Regions from separate parts of the Homo sapiens genome. Here region 1 is linked to region 2. Evidence: read pairs that join two places in POLR2A ChIA-PET (ENCODE). Cell type or tissue: A673. All regions are shown on one strand. Each heading gives the region's core, and the rest is flanking DNA. Links, peaks and the distances in the headings are about the cores only.

Evidence for each region. Peaks named below come from ENCODE experiments on the same cell type or tissue, not always from the same donor. Only the 100,000 strongest peaks of a DNase experiment are listed, where the experiment ranks them.
Region 1: POLR2A ChIA-PET joins it to region 2 with 12 read pairs; 3 of 35 experiments call an interaction of 5 or more read pairs at or near these places.

The regions. Positions count from the first base shown.
Region 1 is chr7:34,053,663-34,064,662 of GRCh38, reverse strand. BMPER (BMP binding endothelial regulator) reads right to left here. Exons shown (of 15, transcript NM_001365308.1): 9 at 9,360-9,500; 10 at 6,500-6,604; 11 at 2,616-2,661. Among named protein-coding and RNA genes, the nearest start is that of BMPER, 150 kb to the right of the region's middle. RefSeq lists enhancers at 4,697-5,605, 4,264-6,313. In A673, for the core only: no CTCF peak of the experiment used is centred there; DNase peaks (open chromatin) are centred at 3,302, 5,022 and 5,432; H3K4me3 peaks cover 618 bases; H3K27ac peaks cover 5,000 bases.
Region 2 is chr7:34,122,235-34,133,234 of GRCh38, reverse strand. The region is part of intron 13 of BMPER (BMP binding endothelial regulator); the gene reads right to left. Among named protein-coding and RNA genes, the nearest start is that of BMPER, 220 kb to the right of the region's middle. In A673, for the core only: no CTCF peak of the experiment used is centred there; a DNase peak (open chromatin) is centred at 4,304; H3K27ac peaks cover 809 bases.

The DNA of each region.
Region 1 (11,000 bases), core at 2,604-7,603, 69 kb after region 2:
GCGCAGGTGCAGAGTCACTGTCCTCCCAGTGCCCCTCCAGCTGGGTGGCCTTCTCCCTTGCCAATTGCCTCTCTCAGTGATAGAAGGCATGAGCTCATTCACATGGTTAACACAATATGGTACTTAATATAACCAGTTTAAAGCTTGCTTCTATTTTATAATACCTTTCCTTCCATTTGTATTCTTTTCTTTTTCTTTACGATGTCACCAGTTTTCTAGATATGGAAAGTCCAGCTCATAATGAATAAACTGATAATATAATGTAGATTTTTCTCAACTATCTCAATAATCACCTATTTGATCCTTGCAAAATAAAGTCAGATAATTCAAGATTTAGACTGCTTCTTACAAGATTGGTAATTTTTTTTTTTTTTGACAGAGTCTTGCTCTGTTGTCTAAGCTGGAGTGCAGTGGCATGATCTTGGTTCACTGCAACCTCTGCCTCCCAAGTTCAAGCTATTCTTGTGCCTCAGCCTCCCAAGTAGCTGGGATTTCAGGCACACACCACCACGCCCAGCTAATTTTTGTATTTTTAGTAGAAATGGGGTTTTACCTTGTTGGTCAGGCTGGTCTCAAACTCCTGCCCTCAAGTGATCTGCCCTCCTCGGCCTCCCGATTACAGGCATGGGATTACAGGCATAAGGCACTGCGCCTGGCTGGTCATATGTTTTTATGAAGCTGGTAAGCAGTGATCCTGCCTGACAACAATGTGATTGGCAGAGGTAATGAGTCTGTGCTCATGCAAATTGAAAGAGTTAACTGGAAAATAAGAGGCATTCCTATGAGGTCTGTCTCTGCTTCAACTGGAAGACACTTTATGAGGAAATGCAAACATCTCCATTGACATGGATACAGAGGAAAACTTCATCAGTGTAGACTCTATTCTGCTCATCCAGAAGGGAATTAACTGGAAGGCAGCCTCTGAACCATCCATAAACAAAGTTTCCTCAGGGTTTCTGGAAGGATGATTAAATGTATTAGATTGTACACGTGTTTTTAAATCAACTGGTGTGTTAATCATAGCTAATTTGTCTTCCTGCATTATTCTCTACTAAGTCGTACTTCATTGGCCTCCTTTGAGTTATTTTATGTACTTCATTATCTTTAAAGTAAACCTTTTTTATTAAATCTATAATTAAATTTTCATTAATTCAACCAGCATTTTTTCCAATATGTAACTGTTTAATAGCTCTCTGCTTCTAAAAATAGCAACATATATAGTAGATAAATATTATATTTAATAGTTTTATATAAATACACACACACACACACACACACACACATATAGTGACCCTGCATATCTATTGTCCAAAGGCACTAATCAATTAAAAAAATAACAGAGTCTAGTAATTCTAGTAATATCAACTCTATTTTAGAGAATTGGAAAGAACAAACCTGTGCCCATGTGAAAGCTGCTTTCAGCTGTCTTCCAGACCACTTCTCTAAACATAACTGGCTCAGAAAACACACTGATAGACTTTATGACTTTGTTAATCCTACTTATCATACATGGGAACTAATTTGACAGTGACATTACTAATACTCCTCTTTCAATAAAACACTCCAGGAAGCTATCTCAAAACCATATGAATTTCAGGAGGACTAAAATGGCAGTTTGCTAATAGATCTAGGCATGTGTCTACATGTGGGAATGATATGAAGCTATTGCTATGCTCTGTCTGTATGATCAGTAGTACAGTCTCAGACAGTTTTCAGAATAGGCCATGCTTAGAAGGAACTTTCAAGAATACAGTTAAAAATAGTCATGAATCACACAACAACATTTTGGTCAATGATGGACCACATATAGGACTGTGGTCCCATAGGAATATAATACTGCATTTTTACTATACCTTTTCTACTTAGATACACAAATACCATGTATTACAATTGCCTACAGTATTCAGTACAGCGACACGCTGTACAAATTTGTAGCCTAGAAGCCACAGGCTATACCATATAGGCTAGGTGTGCAGTAGGTTATACCATCTAGGTTTGTGTAAGTGCACTCTATGATATTCACACAACAACAAAATCACCTAAGGATGCATTTCTCAGAAGGCATTTCACATCCTGTTAAGTGACCCATGACTATAATAGGATGGCAAAACCATCAGCCCGATGACTTCTTGTTTTCTCTTTGCCAACAGCAAGACTGGATGCACCCAGGTGACATGGTGATGAGGTGGGGGTGGGGTGAGGGAGCAGGAAGTGCAGCTGTTTGGCTTTATAATGGGAGAAGGAAAGCCCCTCCTAGACTTTGTATAATGTTTGGTTTTACGGATAGCATTATCTTAACCGCGATGACTACAAATGCTATTAGCAGTTAAAATGCACATTAAGTTATCTGGTCCTTTTTAAAACCTAATCAAACCATTTATCTTCTTAATTTCTCATAGCAACAAATTCTGATGGAAGTATCTATATTTGTCTCCATTGTACTTCTGTGGGAGAATTACAATTGACTTAAAGTGACTGTAGGGAGGTGAGATGATCCCATCCTATATATACCTACAAAAATAAAATGTGTGGGAAACATACACCCCTATTTTTCTTGTTGCACTATAAAATGCAAAACAAATACTAATAGCACATTTTCAAAGGAATAAACTTACTTTCAGTGCAAATAGGACAGCATCCTTTTCTGTTGAGAATTTTGCCCTAATCAGAAGAAAAACAAATACAAAGTTACTGTTTAAAAAAAAAAAAAAACAGGGTCTCCTGAGGACAAATATCTTTTTAAAATCTAATACAAGATAAACCAATGAAATCAGTCCAAGCTGTATTTGAACTCAATGCCCAGATGGTGATGAAGATGGTGAAAATGAAGTTTCAAGTATCAGGTTCTAAGGCCAGGCAAAGTCATTCAGCAAGCTTTCCTGTTTTTATCCTCCAAGAAATATAATACCTAAAGGGCTCACTAGTGTGATTTTTCTCACATGGAAGGAAGATGAAGACAGTCTGGACTCAACCTTTTCATTGATACCCAAATCTAGCCCTTTAGAGACCAAGGGCACACACATAAAAATGAGAATTATCTGTCAACCTAGCGAACCCTACAAGACCTTCTTTCTGTCTTTGCTTGTTGGAGAAGCTTAAACAATAAACTGTAATCCAAGCTCAGGAATCATCAGCACTATGGATATGGGCAATATCTGTGCTACAGATCAAATTCAGTCAGATTTCTTGTTTCAGAAAATGGTATGTTATCCATGTTGAATCACTGTTATGCACTCAAAGCCAAGGAAGCTGAGAATTTTGAAACACTGAGTAATGCTTCATTACCTTTCTGGAAATACACTGCAATTTCCTACATTGCACAACTTTTGAGTTTTTTAATGCATGACATTTAAAGGAGGTGACGTATTCTCAGGACTCATATCAGAAAATCAGTTGTCTTATCTCTGACTCAGTGGTTAATCAAAGAGAAAAAGAAATGTAGAAGAAGTTTAACATTTAGGGAGCACTTGCTATATAACAAATATCTTATTCGATATTTTACTTATGTGATAACATTGGGTTAGTGATAAGGATTTAATACTTATGACCTATTAAGATTTAATGAACATTAGAGATTTTATAATCACTGTTATTAAGATGCACAAGAACCTTATGAGCTGAGTATTTCCCTTTTTATAGGTGAAGAAATTGAGGTCATGCAACACAAGAGTAGTAGAACCAAAAATCAAACCTAATTTTGTCTGACCCTAAAGGACATTTTCTTCCCACTGCAGTTTTGTCCTCTTGAGTCCTTTCTCTTGAATATAATTTAATATTTATTATCTGCTATACACTAGACTGAGTGCTATGCATTCCTCATACTTTATCATTTAAATTTCACAATAACCCTCCACATGCAGTTGTCCTTATCCCCTGTTTACAGGGAACTAAGGAAACAGAGACCATGGAGAGGTTGCCAAGGCTCATGTCAAAGCCACATGGCTCACACACTGCTCATTCACTCACTCACTACTGGTCATTTCCATCAAGAGTAGGCTTAAGTACTCAAAAAGAAAGAATCAGATTGACTTAAAGGATTCTGGTTAATTATTGAAGATCTTTAATCAGGTCTGATTTGTTTTTGCATCAGCTAGGCCTAAATGATACATTAAAGGCTTTGACAACTTTGAGTGAGACTTAAAACTCAGCCCCAGCCAGTCATCCCATAGTGTGGGGGCATCACAACATATTTTCATTGCCTAGAGCTCTGCTGTCAATTGCAATTTGGCACAGGGGTCTCTTTTGGTTTCTCAAGACTGAAAGCAGTTGCAGATGAAGCCAAATGAGGTCAGCTCAGGCCCAGGGAATGACGGCCCCAAGAGGATTAAGGTGCTTTATCCCAATGCAGCAGAGCCACCTTAAAGCCAAGACTCCAAACAAATGTGACTACGATTCCCTACATCCACATCTCGGTGGAAACTTCCATCTCTCGTCTTCAGAAAATGAAAGTGGCAGTGATGATATCACTAAATTAGATGGGGGAATAAATCAGGTACAAGCTGTAAAGTCAGAGCACCTGTGTAATATGCAATTAGCCGTAAGACTCTGGTCATGCTGCAGGCTCTTCCATAAGCAGGGTCTAGAAATACCACCCACCTCAGAGGGGTGATGTTAGCATTAAATGAGATTAGTGTTGTCACTATAAAATCTCAGTACGTATTAGAGATGGAGAGATGACAGTGTCCTGATGACCCAGTCCCCACTTCAGCCCTCATAGCCCTTCTCACAAATGGCACTCCTTTGCCTCTGGGGGAGTTGCAGGATGGGGGAGGAGAGGCAGGATTGACAAGGAATCCAATCATAAAACCCTTCTTCCACAAGAAACATTTACATCTGGAAAAAGAGAATATGCAGTAGCCAGGAAAGACAGAGCAGGGAATACAAGCTCCTCCTCTCTATCTCTTTTTTTTTTTTTTTTCCAAAATTTCCCCAGGCAATGTAGGGGAGGGGAAGTAAGTTTTTAACAAGATTTCCATGGTAGATAGAGCTGAGTTATCTTCCAAAGACCTCCTGCTGGCCCCCGAGAAGGGAAAGTGTGAACTGGAGGAGTGGTTGGAAGGAAGCCTAGAAACAGAAAGGTGGCCCCTGAGGCCGGGGCCTTGGCAGGGGCACCAACAAGCTTTGACAAGGCGTGGAGGGGGTGGGTGGGGCAGGGAAAGGCCTCTGCTTGGAGGAATGGATGCCCCTGGCCCAAATGTGGTCCACAATGATGAAAGGCTAATGAGACACCAGTGACATAAAGAACGTTGACCTCCCCCCACCATCCCCTCCCCCAGCAAGAGCACAATGAAAACTATCAATCCAGCTACAAGTGGCAGAATTCAAGTGAAGCTGGAAACTCCACGGCGGCCTGCTGAGGCTAGTTACTTGAGCCACCAGGTTGGCACAGCATCCTGTTTTTGTCTTGTAGAATAAGGAAGCCCATTATTACTAACATGTGCTGCAAGAGTTCATTAGCAGCGAGGGTTCCCGGAGGACTGGCATAATGATGTGATCCCATTTTTCCCAATGAATATTTATAAGCAGACCATGTTCAAGTCTACTTATTGTATCTTCTTTTTTTTTCTTTTATGGGAGGCTTTCAGTTTTATGTCTGAGGCTTTTTAAAGCAAGACTAATTAGGGTTTTTTTTTTTCTTTTTTTCCTCTCCTCTTTATTCAGTTGTGCAATAGCAACAGCTGTTGTTTTTTGTGCCTCATTTGGCAGTCAAGTAAAAACAGCAACTTTTGTTTATAATAATAACAGATGTGAATAAAATTAAAAGCTGTCTATAACAGAGAAGGGAGGACATGTCCTGAATATATGGATATATTTTTTCATTCACGGGAAGGTGTTGAATAGGTTTGACACCTTCCCAAAATGTATAAAACTTTAAAAGGTTTCAAGTTGCTGAGGTGAATTCAATGAACCTCATGCTTTAGAAGATAATGGTTGCTTTATTCAGTGTGCTGGAGCTATGAGTTTTTGAAAAGAGATATTTCCATAAGGATGCTATTTCCATTTGGGGCTACAATGGAGGCCAGGATTAGAGAGAGAAAACTTCAGCAAAGAAATCGGGGATGCCGTGAGGCAGGAGAAACCCCTTGGGGAAGTATTAATAAATAAACCACATATTACTTTGAATGGCTATAAGAGGAAAGCTCTGATTTGAGAAGGGAGAGAAAAGAGGAAAAGGCAAAAGACAGTTACGATGTTAAACAAAACCTGGCAAAAGAAAACAAAGAAAGAGATCTTGCAGGAGTTGGAGAAATTTTACAGAATGAATGGGAGATGTCAATAAGAAATCAGAATTGGGACAAGAGCAAAGCAGAGCTATTTTCATGCAAGGAAAAAATCTGCAAGAAGAATGAGCAAACTTTGCAAGAGGCATTTGACTAGTCAGGAATGTAGAGGCTTTGGGGGAGCTGGAGTCTGTGTTCGGAAGATGGCATGCGACTGTGCCACACACAGGACATTTCTCAAGACGCTAAGGTAAAGTCAATCTGTGTTCCAAACATACCTGTGGGCAGCTACTGATGGGAATGCACTGCTTATTGCGACACTCCGTCCTGCCTTTCACACAAGCACAGATGGTACAATTGATAGAGGACCACATCTCTCCATCCTACAAGAGAGGGCACAGGATCCTGTCAGCAGCTGGAGGCTGACAGGAGTTGAGGCAACAGACTGTAACCTCTCCATGGAGGAAAGCATTTCTTGCCCTGAGTGAGGGACGCCATCATTAGACTAAATGACTCAGGTGTCTGTCTACATCCAACTGATTTAAGATAAAGATTAGTGAAGATTTCAGATTGTGTGCAAGCATGTGTGTGTGTGTGTGTGTGTGTGTGTTCCCCCTCCTGGATATAAAAATAATTATTGTGTGTTTAACCAAGTCATATTTATGTCTTGTTGTCATGCATTGTTTACTTAGTTCCACCCTGGGGGAAAACCAAGCATGAATTTTCATACATGATACAATGACAGAAATCTAATTTTCCCGTTTGATAAGACTAAAATATTTAAGCTGTCCCAAGCACCAATAGTTAATTGAGATGTCCAGAGGTGGTTAATTACCAGATGTGCCATGGTTCTGGCCCATACAGGACATGCATAGAAGACAGGCTAATTCAAATGACTCCCAGTGCTCAGACAGACACTTGATGGGCAAGCCACTGAAAATGCAGAGCTCAGAGAGAAGACTCCAAGTGCCATGGATATCCTGTCCCTGCCTATCTAGTCCTCTCCTCTTAAAATGCAGGGCAGCATTTTGGGACACATTTCCTAGACTAGATCCTTGCTCAGACAGAAAGAGCTATTTGAGGAATTTCTTTCACTCATGAAAGGTATAATCTGTGAATGCCAAATACCACAAAAAGCCCTTGTACCTCTGGAGGACAGGCAGGGATGTGCATCCTTGCTTGTGGGTAAAAAAGATCACAGACAACAGAGTTGGGCTGAAAACAAAACAAGGATTCCTTCCTGAGCTTGCAGATCCAAGCAGCAGATTTTTGTTAAAAACAGAAACAGTTGAGATATTTGATGACTCCCCTGCCTCTTTCCCTTCCTGACTTTTTGAAGCTATTTTAAGGACTGTCTACCCTCTAGTGCCTTTCAAGAAAGACCTAACTGAATCTGCCTTAAAGGACACCTGACTGTTCCAAGTTCTCTGAGTACACATTTCTAGGAATCCAAGTCTCCGTGAATTATTTTAAGCCTCAGTCATTTAAAGGAACCGTTTTTACAAGGTGACTTACAAGTGTATTGCAGCCGGGCGCGGTGGCTCACGCCTGTAATCCCAGCACTTTGGGAGGCCACGGAGGGTGGACGACAAGGTCGGGAGTTCGAGATCAGCCTGACCAACATGGCAATATCCCATCTCTACTAAAAATACAAAAATTAGCCAGGCATGGTGGCATGCACCTGTAATCCCAGCTACTCAGGAGTCTGAGGCAGGAGAATCACTTGAACCCGGGAGGTGGAGGTTGCAGTGATCCAAGATCACACCACTGCACTCCAGCCTGGGCGACAGAGCGAGACTCCATCTAAAAAAAAAAAAAAAAAAAAGTGCATTGCACACAGCACCATGGTGAGAGTGAGAGTGAGGCTATTTCATCTGGGTGTTCTGGAGACAGAGGAGGAGGCGACTTTATATCAAGAGGACATATGAGCATCTCTGAAAGTCTGATGTAAACACAACACACATGCCTCCCCCTTCACTGGGCATGACACCTTATGTGTTTTTTTGTCCTCAGTTGTTTTCTCTTTTTTAATTTTTTTTATTTTATTTTTAGTTCTGGGGTACATGTGCAGGATGTGCATGTTTGTTACATAGGTAAACGTGTGCCATAGTGGTTTACTCCACCTATCAACCCATCACCTAGTTATTAAGCCCAGCATGCATTAGCCATCCTTTCTAATACTCTCCCTCCCTCCACCCTACCCCCCAACAGGCCCTAGTGTGTGTTGTTCCTCTCCCATGTCCACATGATCCCATCATTTGGCTCCCACTTATAAGTGAGACCATGCGACACTTCATGTCTTCTTACTATTCCATCAGAACCAAGACCTCTCCCTCCAACTACTTCAGTGTGATAGGAAGTGTGGCTCAGTGCAGCATGCCTGCAGAGCTACCACAACTGACTTGTTTATGTGGGTCTTGATTCTCATGGGTATCATGAGGTGACAGCTTCGGTAGAGAGTGATTTGACTCCTTCCACCCCTAGGGAAAATGGACTAGATAGGAGGTACTTTGGACAAAGCCAACCATCTTGCATTTTGAAGTTTAAATGGCCATTGCACTGTTTCCCACTTGGGGTCCTCAGAGAATAATGTAAAATACACCTGAGATTGGTAACAGATGGCCAAAAGACAACCTTTTCCATTCAGCTGGGCAGAGCTCTCTCACCTGGCTCAACTACATACACTATTAACATCCTTATCTGAATATCTTCCAAATGAGAAAATTTTTCTTTGCAAAGGTAGCTTTGTGAAAAACTTCTAAAAGCTTCAAGCTGTATAGATCCATCAGGATCTTGACAAGGATCATCACCTTGACAAATGTCATTGAGCATCTCCAACGAGATGAGGTACTCCTAGGTATTCAGGCAGGTTTTACAGGCTTAACATATTTCAGCAAAAATATAGTCAAGAAAAACATCTTTCAGACGGTTGATTCTCTGCCCCTATCTGCACTTGATTCTAACTATAAATGTATATATAATACTGTAATATAAATACATTCTATTAATATATGCACACATATACATTTGTATATGTATATAGAAATTATGGGATAACCCAATCTGCCTAGTGTCTGGAGCTTTTTAATTGTCAGCGTAGTAATACAGGAGTTCCCATGTGCTTGTCTCATGACATACCTGGAAAATCTTGTTGCCAAATTTGCATACTTTGATGTCTTCTGGGGGCACTCGTAGGAGGCACTCTTCACAACAGCCCTCCTGGCCTTGGTCACAGCCACCAGGGTGGGAGCACTTCCTCTTGCAAACCACAGTAGAGTCCTGGGGGCCCAAAGGCAAAATAGAAATTAAAAATGATTTTCGCCTCTACCAAACATCCTACCTGGCCTTCCTTTCATAACTCATAACTATCTGTGTCAAAGTCTGTAAGGTACCCTATTTTAATTTATTGCAATAAATCTTTCATTCACTTCAAATTGTGATTTGTTGATTAAGTATCTAGACTAGAATATCAGGGCACTGTGGAAACTATGGCACGTAACCCCTACCTCCCAAGGATTTATGATTTCACGTTCCAGAGACTGATGAGCCCACTCCACCAGCATGTGGCAAGACCGCCCAGCTCCCCACGAACCACCAGTTTCCTTCTTCCTGCCCTCTACCTCTTTGCAACCTGCACTAATAGTGCTCTCTTGGGTCTCCTCCACGGCTTTATGCCACCTTTTGGAACTTAACGTAAAGGCATGATATCTTTGGTCAGAGGGTAAAAGTTAAGAGCAAAGGCACCACCTCAGGACAAGATTCCTCAAGTGTGTTCTGTGCTCACCAAGGGACTGAACCAACAGTTTCAAAACTGGACCTGGGTTCCAGAGCTCTAATGTAGTGGAGTGACTTTGACCAGGCCACTTACCCACTGAAGGTGAAGAGTTTGTATCATCTGTAAGTTAAAGAAGTGTGATTTGATTTCAAAAAAAAGTGCTCTTCTGCCTATTGTTTCTCAGGTTTACTGTGCCTCTTAAATGTAAAATACCTGGCACATAGAAATTATTATAAACCAACTTCAATTGGAAAAAAAAATCCTTTGTCAAACTGCATATCTTGATTTCTTGTTTAAAAACAAGGGCACTCCCTAGCTCTCAAACAATGCATATTTCACCGTAGATCTCCCTGCTTTCATTGTGTATGTGTGTGTATGTGTGTGTGGAGAGAGAGAGCGTGCTTTATGTACATATCATTAGACTGTGGTGCCTAGCACTATGTTAAGCAATGAGAATACAAATACAGAGATGGATAAATGTACTTCTGTCCTCAAGGAGTTCTTCGCAATGTAAGAAGGGAGGTAAATGTGTAATCAAGCAAATTGCAATTATAATGTGGTAAACAGAACTAGCAAAGGTGTAAAGATAGCAAAGACAAGGGAAAGTTACCTATCCAGGTAAGTCAGGAAAGCCTCTCAGGTTGAATGACACCTGAGATAGGCTGTTGTGGATGAAGAAGCATCTGCTAATCAAATTTAAAGATGGTAATAACATTGCTGGTAGATAAATTGTCCAATTTGAAGGCACAGAGATCTGAAACCATCCTGCATGCAGAAAACTACAATTGACACTTGAGCAACATGGATTTGAACTGCATGGGTCCACTTACACTCAGAAATTTTTTCAATAGAAGTTACATCAAGTGTGCCTGCCTTTCCTGCCTCCCCTTCCACTTCCTCTGCCTCTTCTACCCCTGAGACAAGACCAACCCCTCCTCCTCTTCGGCTTACTCAATGTAAAGAAGATGAAGAGCTTTATGATAATCAACTTCCACTTATTAAAT
Region 2 (11,000 bases), core at 2,358-7,357:
AGGGAGAGGCTGAAAGTCCAACCCTCTAATTACATGGTTGGTTCCTCTAGCAATGGAGCCCCTCTCCATCCTGAGGCTGTCCAGGAGCCCCCCAAGGATCATCTCATTAGAACAAAAGATGCTCCTATCACCAAGTAAATTACAAAGGATTTAGAAGCTCTGCATCTCTCACTCCTACCATTCAGGAAATTAATTGCAAAGGTCTTAGGAGCTCTGTATCAGGAACTGGGGTCAGAGACCAAATTCAAATTTAAAAAAAAGATTTCCCTAGTGCCCTTACCTACACAGTTTCAGGAGCTCTATGTCAGAGAGCAATATACACATTTCAATATACACATTTCACATCTACCAAGTCTGAGGTGGTAATACCATCAGGGACCAAAAGTATCAGCGTGTTGCCAATATTCAGCCACGTCTTGGGGTAAGCCTGATTCTTAGTTTGTAAAGTGATGGGGTCTCCACAGTACTAATATTCTGTGATTCTGTCAAGATATGAACTTGCCCAGGGCTCAGCTAGCCCCAAAACTAGGTAGTATATGTATTTTAAAAGCCCCCAGCCCAGAAATGAGAGAGGGATCTTTACCCCAAAGAAACTCACTGTCTCCTTTTTGGTGAGCTCATCTCATCATAATTCTACTCCCAACATAGATACATACCGTCTTTGAAATTGTTCTAGTCCCCTCAACAAACACCAAGAGAATATCCGCTGTGTGCAACCTGTGGGCTGGGCATTGTGGGAAATGCAGAAAGAAAGAAGAACCTGGCTTCGATCCGGAGGCCTTTGGGGCGTGGTAGGGAGAGCAGGGCAGAACTGGCTTCGATCCTGGGGCCTTTGGGGTGTGGTGGGGAGAGCAGGGCAGAACTGGCTTCGATCCTGGGGCCTTTGGGGTGTGGTGGGGAGAGCAGGGCAGAACTGGGCCAGGCAACACTCAAGGAGGAGTCTTGAGGGCAACATATTAAGGGGGCACTAGCTCTCAGGCTCCAGTAAGTACAGGGCTGGCACTTGAGAGCAAATGCCTTCTTCAATGTTGCTTCTCATGTCTGGGCCCTAGAGGAGAAGAAAACATGCCTACACAATTGTCCCACGGCATAATCTACTCGAAGAGGCAGCAAGGTAAGTGATCACCACACCAAGATTGAACCTCAATTGTGTTATCTTGGGCACATTATTACCCCTTTCCACATTCTCCTTTCCTTGCCTAATCTCTCCCTTAGGGTTCTCAGAAGGTAAATGAAAATCTGTATTCTCCCCTTCCCCCAACGAATCCCTAAAGAAAAGAGCAAAATTCATCCATGCACAGAAATGGAAATGGTTAGAGGACTAAGCAAAACAGAAATTGCAGCATTCCATCTCCAGCCCCACTGAAGTTCAGAGTTTGAAGGATGTGCAGGAATTGAACTTTGTTCTTTCTTTCCTATCACCCTAGGGTGCCATCCCCCGGGATGCCAGCCCCAGCATTGTCTCTAGTCTTCCCATTGGCAGCCGAACAATACTAGCCTGGGTTTGCCTGTGTTGGCCATGGCCACCTCCAGAGAGTGCAGTAATTGGGAGTGTGGAGTCACAAATGGCGGTGAGGAAAATTTATGAAAGTGAAGGCCTCTAGCATCTGGAGGCCACACCCCAGCCACACGCAGCAGTCACCACCAGCCCCCTGCTTCAAAGGGGCCGATCCTTCCATAGGCCTTTTTCACATTAGGCAGTGGATGGCTGCCAAGTCCCACAAACAGGCAAAGGCACAAATCCTCCACTACGTGCATTAATCAAAGGGCGGCAGAGGCGGCTGCCCCTGGAGGATGCGGTACAGTGGTGAACTTTTTCAGATGCTGGGGGCCTTGCATCAAGCATCTGCCGTGCCTTTTGGCTCCACAATAAACCAGCATTCACATCCCATCACTGCACAAGAAAGGGTCTTTTCACACTCAATGCCCTTTGCAGCCTTGGCTGCCGAGGGATAGCTCAGTCCACTGGACCTAAACAGGGTGCTACCCGTCCCAAGAGGCCCACCCCCACCCATCAGTGGGGCTGGCACGCCACCATCCTCAAATCCCAGAAAAAGGACTCCATGACCAGACATTCCCCAAAGCCAAATCATAAACACCACAGGCCTTCCCCTCCATGCCAGCTTCCCCACACCCTCTGCTAGAATGAGAGCACCCTCAGATGAGCCCCTGAGAGTTGGAATGTGAGGCCTGTTTTCTATAAGCAACTGCAGAGATAATTGCCTAAAAGGCCCCAGAACACTGGCCCAGAGGCATCACATGATTTTCTCTTTTTACCATCACATTACTAATAAGTGGCAAAGACAGCATTCAAAGCTGAGCCCTCACCCTCTCCCCTAAGACAGGTCGCCTTCTAAAGCACATGCTGTTCCTTCTAGCTGGGGTGTTCTTCCTCCCCCTTCTCCTAGTTAAAATCCACTCCTCCTTCAATATGCAGCTGAGTAGCTTTCTCAGGGAAGGTTTCTGAGATCCCCAGTCTAGATAAGGTTGCTCTTAAACATTCTCCTGGCATTCTTGCATGGCCCTTATCACACCCTGCAACTACACCCCCATGGGAGCGATCCCTCACTCCATCTACTCCACCATGCCCCAGGGCTGGCAGGTGTTGCTCACCAATTTTCCCCAGCCCTAGTGCAGAGCCTGTTCTAGGGTACATGCTCAAAACCTGTTTTCTGAATGCATTACTTACAGATGTTTATATAGTCAAGTCCAGATAAAGCGACTACTAAGTGACAATGAGATTTACAGGGTTAAATGGCCTCAAAGTGAAGGAGGAATAGGCATTCCATGGATTTAACTACTACTAACATACTGAGGGAAGTTCTGAAAACTGGAGTAGACAGCTAGGAGGTCAGTGGTGGTCTTAGCAGGAATACTTTTACAAGAGTGGTGTGGCCAACAATCCTCCTGAAGTGTATTGCAGGTGGAAAATATGGGAGGCAATGAGGAAAGGCCATTCTTTCAGTAGGTTGTCAGATCAGAGGAGAGAAATGAGGAGATAATTTGAAGGGAACCCAGAAGACAGAGAGAGAGAGAGAGAGAGAGAGACAGAATCAAGAAGACTTGAACACATTTTGCATCAAAGCGGGGAAGGAAGTCCAAGATAAGATGCTGAAGCTAAAGAGATGGAGGGTTTGGGTAACTGGTGACATAATATCAGGAAGAAAACAGGAGAGGAGGGGGTCAAGAACACAGGGAAAAGATTACCCTCCTATTCACTTATCATTGCTAGTAGCCAAATTCCTGAAAAAAAGAAAAAGAAAAATGTAGAAGTCCTTATATTCATATACGACAACATAGGGAGAGGTAACCTCTAGATCAGCAGTTGGAGGAAGGAAGACCAAGGTGCTAATCCAAATATCTAGCAAAGAAGCAGGCAGAACTGAATGCAATTTGCAAATAGTGTTTCCAGGTGAGGAAAGACTCCAGACAAGGGACAAGATGAAAGCCACTAGAGAATGAGGTTTTACTCCCCAGTTCAGTCCATGCCCTTGGGGACTCATGGCAAAGGAACTGAAATAAAACTAAGCCTAAATTATAATATGGCAGGTTTTCTTTCTTTCTTTCTTTCTTTCTTTCTTTCTTTCTTTCTTTCTTTCTTTCTCTCTTTCTCTCTCTCTCTCTTTCTCTCTCTCTCTCTCTCTCTCTCTCTCTCTCCTTCCTTCCTTCCTTCCTTTTCTTTCTGTCTCTTTTTTTTTGAGACAGCGTCTCGCTCTGTCGCCTAAGCTGTGGTCACTGGCACGATCTCAGCTCACTGCAACCTCTGGAGTCAGTGGCACAATCTCGGCTCACTGCAACCTCTGCCTCCTGGGTTCAAGCGATTCTCCTGCCTCAGCCTCGAGGTAGCTGGGACTATAAGTGTGCACCAACACACCTGGCTAATTTTTTGTATTTTTAGTACAGATGGGATTTCACCATATTGGCCAGGATGGTCTCAAACTCCTGACCTTATGATCCACCCACCTCAGCCTCCCAAAGTGTTGAGATTACAGGCATGAGCCACCACACCCGTCCCTAATATGGCAGGTTTTCTAGATTTTAAGCTTGTGATCTAAGAATAGTGATAGAACATTTTTCCCCAAAGCAGGGGATCTGAAATTGAGAAGCCATTTTTTGGCGGAGGAAGGGGTAACCTTTATAGATGTTTTCTTCCTAAATATTTTTATGTTCCCACTATACAATAAAAGTCTTAATAGCAACAATCATGGCAACCCACTGTGGTTTAGCGCTGTGACAGCTCAAAAACCCAACAGGCCGGATGACTCACAAAAAGTCAGAGAATTATAGAATCATAGAGTCTTAAAAGACCTTAGGGAATATCTACTCCCTGCAGGAATTCCTTTTATAATACTCCTGCCAGATGGTCGTACATCTGCATCATGTCTGTGATAGGAGCTCGGTAGCTTTTTAGGAATCTCATTCCTGTGATAGACAATGACAGCTTCTATCTCTCAGGAAGTTTTCTTATATATTAAATGAAAATGTGTTCTATAACTTCCAGCCCTTTATTCAGATCCTGCCTTCTGTTACACTGTAGAATTATTCTATTCTATTTCAGCTTCCATGTGACATCCTCTTCAAACACATTATATAACATAAAAATGTTCCACTTAAAAGTTAAACTTTTGGGGGGCTTTCAGAAGTATTCCTATCATGCCATTTTTTACTTCCTTTGCTTTTATTTATTTTACTTCCAGCAGCTAAAGGGTGTTCCACCTAAGCGCAAACATTATTTTCCTTTTTAAAATTCTTTTAATAAATCTCTACTTGGCAAGCAACTGTGCCATTTGTCTGAGCAAGGGACAAAGATGAGTAAGGCGGGGTACTTACTCCAAACTTCACAATGTGCCAAAATAGGTTGTAATAAAGGAGGAAAATAATGGGTGTTACAAAAAGCAGTCTAGCATTACCAAGGGAGTTCAAGGAAATAGATTACTCTGGCATGGAGGATAGGAAGTGAGAAGTTAGGAAAGATTTTGAGGAGGTGGCATCATTTGAGTTACATCTAAAAGAAAAAAATAAGTTTTACCCAGGCAAAGAGGAAAAAAAGGCTTTTTAGAAAAATGTATACTTTAGACATACATTTGTTTGAATCGGCATACATTCCATTTGGGGACCCAAGAACATCAAGAAGGGGAACAGACATCACGAGAAATCAATGGGAAAGGTAAGTGTTGCTTATTTAATGGACTTCCTTGTATGCCAAACTATGAAGCACAAACATTATTTAAGTAATCAGAAGGAGTCACTGACAGTTGGAGCAGAAAAGTGATAGAATTCAAAATACGCATCAGGAAAGCAAGCTAATAAGAATATTTTGGATGGAATGGAAGACGTGGAGAAAAGAAGTTATGTAGGGATTAAGCAGCTATTTCAGAAGATCCAACTAAGGTTTTCCAAGAGGGAAAGACACCACTTACCTGCGGGAACACCAGTAGAAATTGAGAGGGGACATAAAGCATTGAGATAGGAGAATGTATAGAGCCTGAAAAAGGGTCTCACACTGAGGCAAAAGGGAAAAAGAAGAGTCAAAGATGCATCTGGAGATTCAAGCTTGGATTTAAAGTCTGCCAAGAAATTAGAGGGATGCAGAAGAAGCCGGTAGTAGAAAGGAGCGGGGTGGAGCGGAGGAGAGATGATGAGTTTGTATTTAAACCCACTGTGTTTCTGATGGAACATCCAGGGAGTGGTGTGGTGGTAAATGTTCAACAACTGGTTCTTGGTGGGATCAGGGAGAAGAGGGGACCCCTGATTGGTAGTGCATGCTGACTTATGTGGTGTAAATAGCCAGTGTGGCTGCTTCTAAGCTACAGTACCAACATGGCATCACTGATCACTAAACACACAGCTGGGGAGAAATTCTAACAATTGGCGGTAGGGGGACAATAGAAGCCAGCTCCATCACACCACTGTGTCTACATTGGAGAGAGGAGACAGGGTTGAGCCAGAGTGTTCCTATTGTACAGTTAATAAAATGTGATTCTCTGCAAAACAGAGACCATGACTACTGACAGACTTGGACATCCCTACTGACATGCATCCAACTTCAGCCAAAAGCCCACCAACGGGTTCTCTCACTCTCTCTTACCAACATTCATACACAAGCCATAAAAACAAGGGCTGACAGCAACCAATGAGTTCATGCTGGTTTTATTTTTCATAGTGTCTTAGGATGATTCCTCCTTTAAGGTTTATTATTCTTTTGCCTACCATGAAATAGTAACTAAGCATTTTGCTAAATCAATTTAAAAATTGCTTTGTTTCATTGCTATCATTGTAAGGTACCTCTGGGCTGTCTGCTGTTTTATAAAGGCTCTTAATAATGCTGCTTAGTCACTCATAGGATGCAATTTGGACATTTTTTTTAAAAAAGAGAAATTCTAAACTACTTTTTATCTCTTTCCAGGTGTATAAAAATCTAGCATTATGTCTATATAATACTGGGGCAGTTAACGATGCTATGGTAAGGAGTATTATGTGGAACAAGAAATTTAAAAGGTGAGTGAAGTGAATTACACATATAAAGATAATGGTTGAAAGCCACACACTGGGGAAGAAAGTAAGAGGAAAGAGGAAAAAGCAGCATGGTTGAAAAAGATGTTATTAAGACTCAATAGGAAAAGTTGTAATTTCTCACCTATATATTTCCAACTACAGCACAAACATCCTCATACGCCTTCTTGGTGACACAGCAGCCAGTTAAATATTTTTGTCTAACCATTTCTTATAATAATGTGTAGGGGAACAGAACTTTTCTTCCCTACATAGCAGCCAAATGTTCTTTCAAATGTATTAAACAGATCATAAAACTCCTTTAATCAAAAGTTTCCAAAAATATCTCATCACATTTAAAGTACAATCTAACTAAGCCCTAGTCATGGTCCACAAGTCCCCAGATGAGCTACGCTCTTCCTGCTTTACACCTTCATCTCCATTTAGAAGCCCTAGCTCACTACCTTCAACCAGGCTGGCCTTCCTGCTTTTCCTTAAAAATGCCATGCTCATCATCTGGAACAATCTTCCAGGCTAACTGGAGAAGGGGTGGCTCTCTCCTTTTCAAATTTCAGGCCAATAGTACCTGCTGAGACATTCATTCCCTGACCACTAGTATCTAAAATGACCCCATTCTCCCATTTCATCACCTTCTCTCAAGTCAGAAATTATTTTGTTTATTTGGTTATTTTTGGTGGCACTCCCCAAATAGAATGTAAGTGCTGCCATGAAGGACTGTGTTTGTTTAATTTCCTGCCAAATCTTCAGCATCCAGCACAGTTACTAGCACATTGCAGGTGTTCATCTGTGGAATGGCAAATGCTCCCACTCCCATTAATTGGATACATTTCAGAGGAAAAGAAAACCTTATTGAAGAATGATCCATGTTTTCACAATGCTGTCCTCCATTGTATCTAAATATAATGCTGTGCCACCATAATGCCAAATTAAGCAACACAACAATATTGAATGAATATTGAATGAATAATTCAACACATGTCTTGGGGCCTTGCAAAGGAGCATAATCAGGCCATTTGAAAGATACATGACTAAGAAAGGATGTGCTTATTTCTCTCTGTCATGCTGGGAGCAATTTACAGTATCCTTAGGAAGCACTGCAGTAAGGTAAAGTAAATGTATATATGAGTTTCCTTCAGTCGCTCATGCATTCAACTAGCATTTCATAAGCATGAAGCTGAGAACTAGTGATATAAAAATAAAATGTCAAAATCTCCACTTTCAAAGACTTAAAATAGAATGAGAGAAACAAATAGAAAAATAATTTTATTACCATATGATCAATATTACAATGAAGATATGAAAATACTGAAAGACAGCAGGAAAGGGAATGATCAACTGAGTTGGAAATGGGGAGGGCATATTTGAGAAAACTTCATTGAGGAGGGGACAAATGATCAGCAATGGTCAGAGTTTTGCATGAGTGTGAAAGGCAAACAAGGAAAAGCAAAACACCAGGGAGGACAGCCCATAGAAAGCCATTAAGCCCTGAAATGGCATTACCCACTAGAGAATTATAATAATTTTATATGGCGTAAGTAGTTGAACATGTGTGGGAAGAGACCACAGGCTTACCAAAATGTAACAAGGAGAGCATAGACAAGAGAACTATAGACTATCTATTTACAAATATAAGGGCAAAAATACCATATAAAACATAATTAAACAGAATTCAACCGTATATTAGAAGAATAATATATCATAACCAAATACTGGGTTTTTTTTTTTAGGAATGCAAGGTTGGTTTGATCTCAAGATATTTACTGATCTAATTTTTCACATTAATAGATGAAAGAACTGCTATGTATTCATACTTACAGGTGCAACATAATATACAATAAATGTAACATTAATCCTGGTTTCAAAATTTCACAAACATGTTAAAACTAAAGCAAAAGAATGTTTCTTTAACAGTGTGAAGAGTCTGTCTCAATTTAGAGAGCCAAAATTGTTCTTAACAATGAAATATCAGAGGTATGTCTGTAAATTCAAAAAAAGGATGCTTTTCATTACCACTATTAACTAACATTATTCTTAAAGTTATAGTCTCTAAAATTACACAAGAAAACAAATAATATGCATAGATTGTAGAAAGTAAAGGACACAATTTTACTTGCTTGCAAATGACATGATAGCCTGTAATTGAGAAACTTCAAAAAAATCAGCTATAAAAACAGTTTTCCTATATGCCATCAATAACTGCTTAAGACATTAAACTATACAAAAAGACCCACTTCACAATGCTAATCCATTACTGTCACAAAAAAAAAAAAAACTTTACAATGCAAAACCTATGGAAAGCTAACAATAAAATGTACTGTGTAAATGGAGAGATATTTTCTGGGCTAAGGTAACAGACTTTATTTTTATATTTTAAAAAAGGTCTGAATTATGTATTAATAATATAATAAAATACAACATAATACATGGAAGAAAATTAATTTTCAAAATCACTTTGGCTGCACAGAGGAAGCTGAGTTGTGGAAGTAGAGGCTACATTAGTTCATCATGGGAGAAGATGTACCTAAAAGAGGAGAGCGAGCAGTTGGGAAACAGAAAAGATAACAATGAGCTACACCAAGACAATGATGGTTGCTAATGCAACCCAGGAAATAGATTTAAATATGTTTGAGAGCCTATGTCAACAACATTCAGGAACTAATTGAATATTTGAGCACCAGAGTTAAAGGACAAGGGCAAATGTACATTCAACTAAGATTTGCTGAGTACTCTCTATGTGCCAAGCATTAAATTATATGCTGTGCCCCATGGATAATTAAATGAAAAGATACATTAATTCAGCATCCTCCTGGGAAAGGAGACAGATTAAAAGATATAGTCTCAACCCAAAAGAAGTCTACATGCATTCCTTTAAGTACAAACAAAAATCTAATGTGGATCCTAATTAGCTGAAAATTATGAAAAAATGATGCTTTCAAATTAAAGAACAGCCCTATTCTTAGAATATAAACATATTTAGGAGAATCTAAATGTGTTTGATTAACAGAGAAGGATAATGTGAAGTTAAGGGAAAGAAAGATGCTCAATCATCCATGAATTTGGCTCAGACTGAGCAAAATCATAAGTTAAACTATAATCCAGGAGATGAGAGTGGAGTTCAGACGTGAAAGAAGACCAGGCCTCTCCACTGCTGGTTCTCACTCCTGATTGCACTTTAGAATCATCAGGGAGATTTAAATAGCACTGATGCCCAGGCCACAGCTTAGAAGATTCTGACTAAATTGTCCTGAGTGTGGCCAGGGCATCAGAAAACTCCCAGGTGACACCAATGTGCAGTTCTGCCCAAGAAATACATATACCCCAGGAGTTGACCTCATCTCTAGGAGTCCTTGATTCATGATCTAGATATTTACTCCAATTGAACACAGCTAACAAGGACGTAATCTTAGTGCTAAAAGATAGCACTGGCCTCTGATTCTCTTCGGGAAGCATATTATAGCCAGTAAACTCCTGTTTTTATAAGAAAAAACTAAGATACATAATTTTAGTACTTCTACCATCTAAATAGCTTTTCCAACCTTAAAATTGCACATTACACACTAATGATTACACACATTAGACTGTAGCACATTACAGTCTAATGATTTTCTTCCACCTCTGTTTTAGAAATAAAATTGTGGGGGTAACATATAAGCCTCCTCCCTCTAAATCTGCAATAAAATAATTTTAGTTCACTTTAGAAATGCTGGCTGATATAGAGTTCTTAAAATTGTATCCCTTTATGCCATATTCTATAAAGAAATATTATATTAATGAATGTGAAATAAGAACTAATCCGAAGAGCTTCTGTGGACTCTGAGAAGAGCATTATATCTTCCCCCTGACCTTTGCAAACGAATCAGGTAAATACCGATTTAAAAAAATGTTATTTCAGACCTTGGATGAAAATCATCATTATGTACCTATCATAAACTCAGAGAAAAATGAACAACTTTGGTTGTTATTAAAAGCATGTGGAAAAAAGAACTGTAATATTCTCTCTCAAAGCCTTTGACTCACGATTGTCCTTTAAAGACCAATGCAAAACCAAAATTCTCAAGGAGCAAAGAGCAGATAACAAGGCTGCAAGAGGTTCCCTGTTAACAATGATTTCTCTCCAACAAAAGGAGTCTACATTTCTTCTGGCTTTTGCTCTACAGGACTGGTGTCTGTGTGCAGGCAAATTCACTAAGGACTCTAGATCCAGGTGACAACTGATCTCTATAACCCCTGGTCCCTCTATTCAAAATCCAGCCATGACCTGGCCTCACCTGAGACTTGTTAGAAATGCAGACCCTCAGCCCTACCTAAAACCTATTGAGCCGCATTCTGTTTTAACAAGATCTCAGATGATTTGAATGTGCTTGGAAGTTTGAGAAGCTCTGGTCTAAAACCGAGCTACTAAAAGTATGATTTGCGGAATACCGGCATCAGCATCACCAGGAGCTAGGTGAAAATGCAAATTGTTGGGCTCCATTCCAGACCTATTC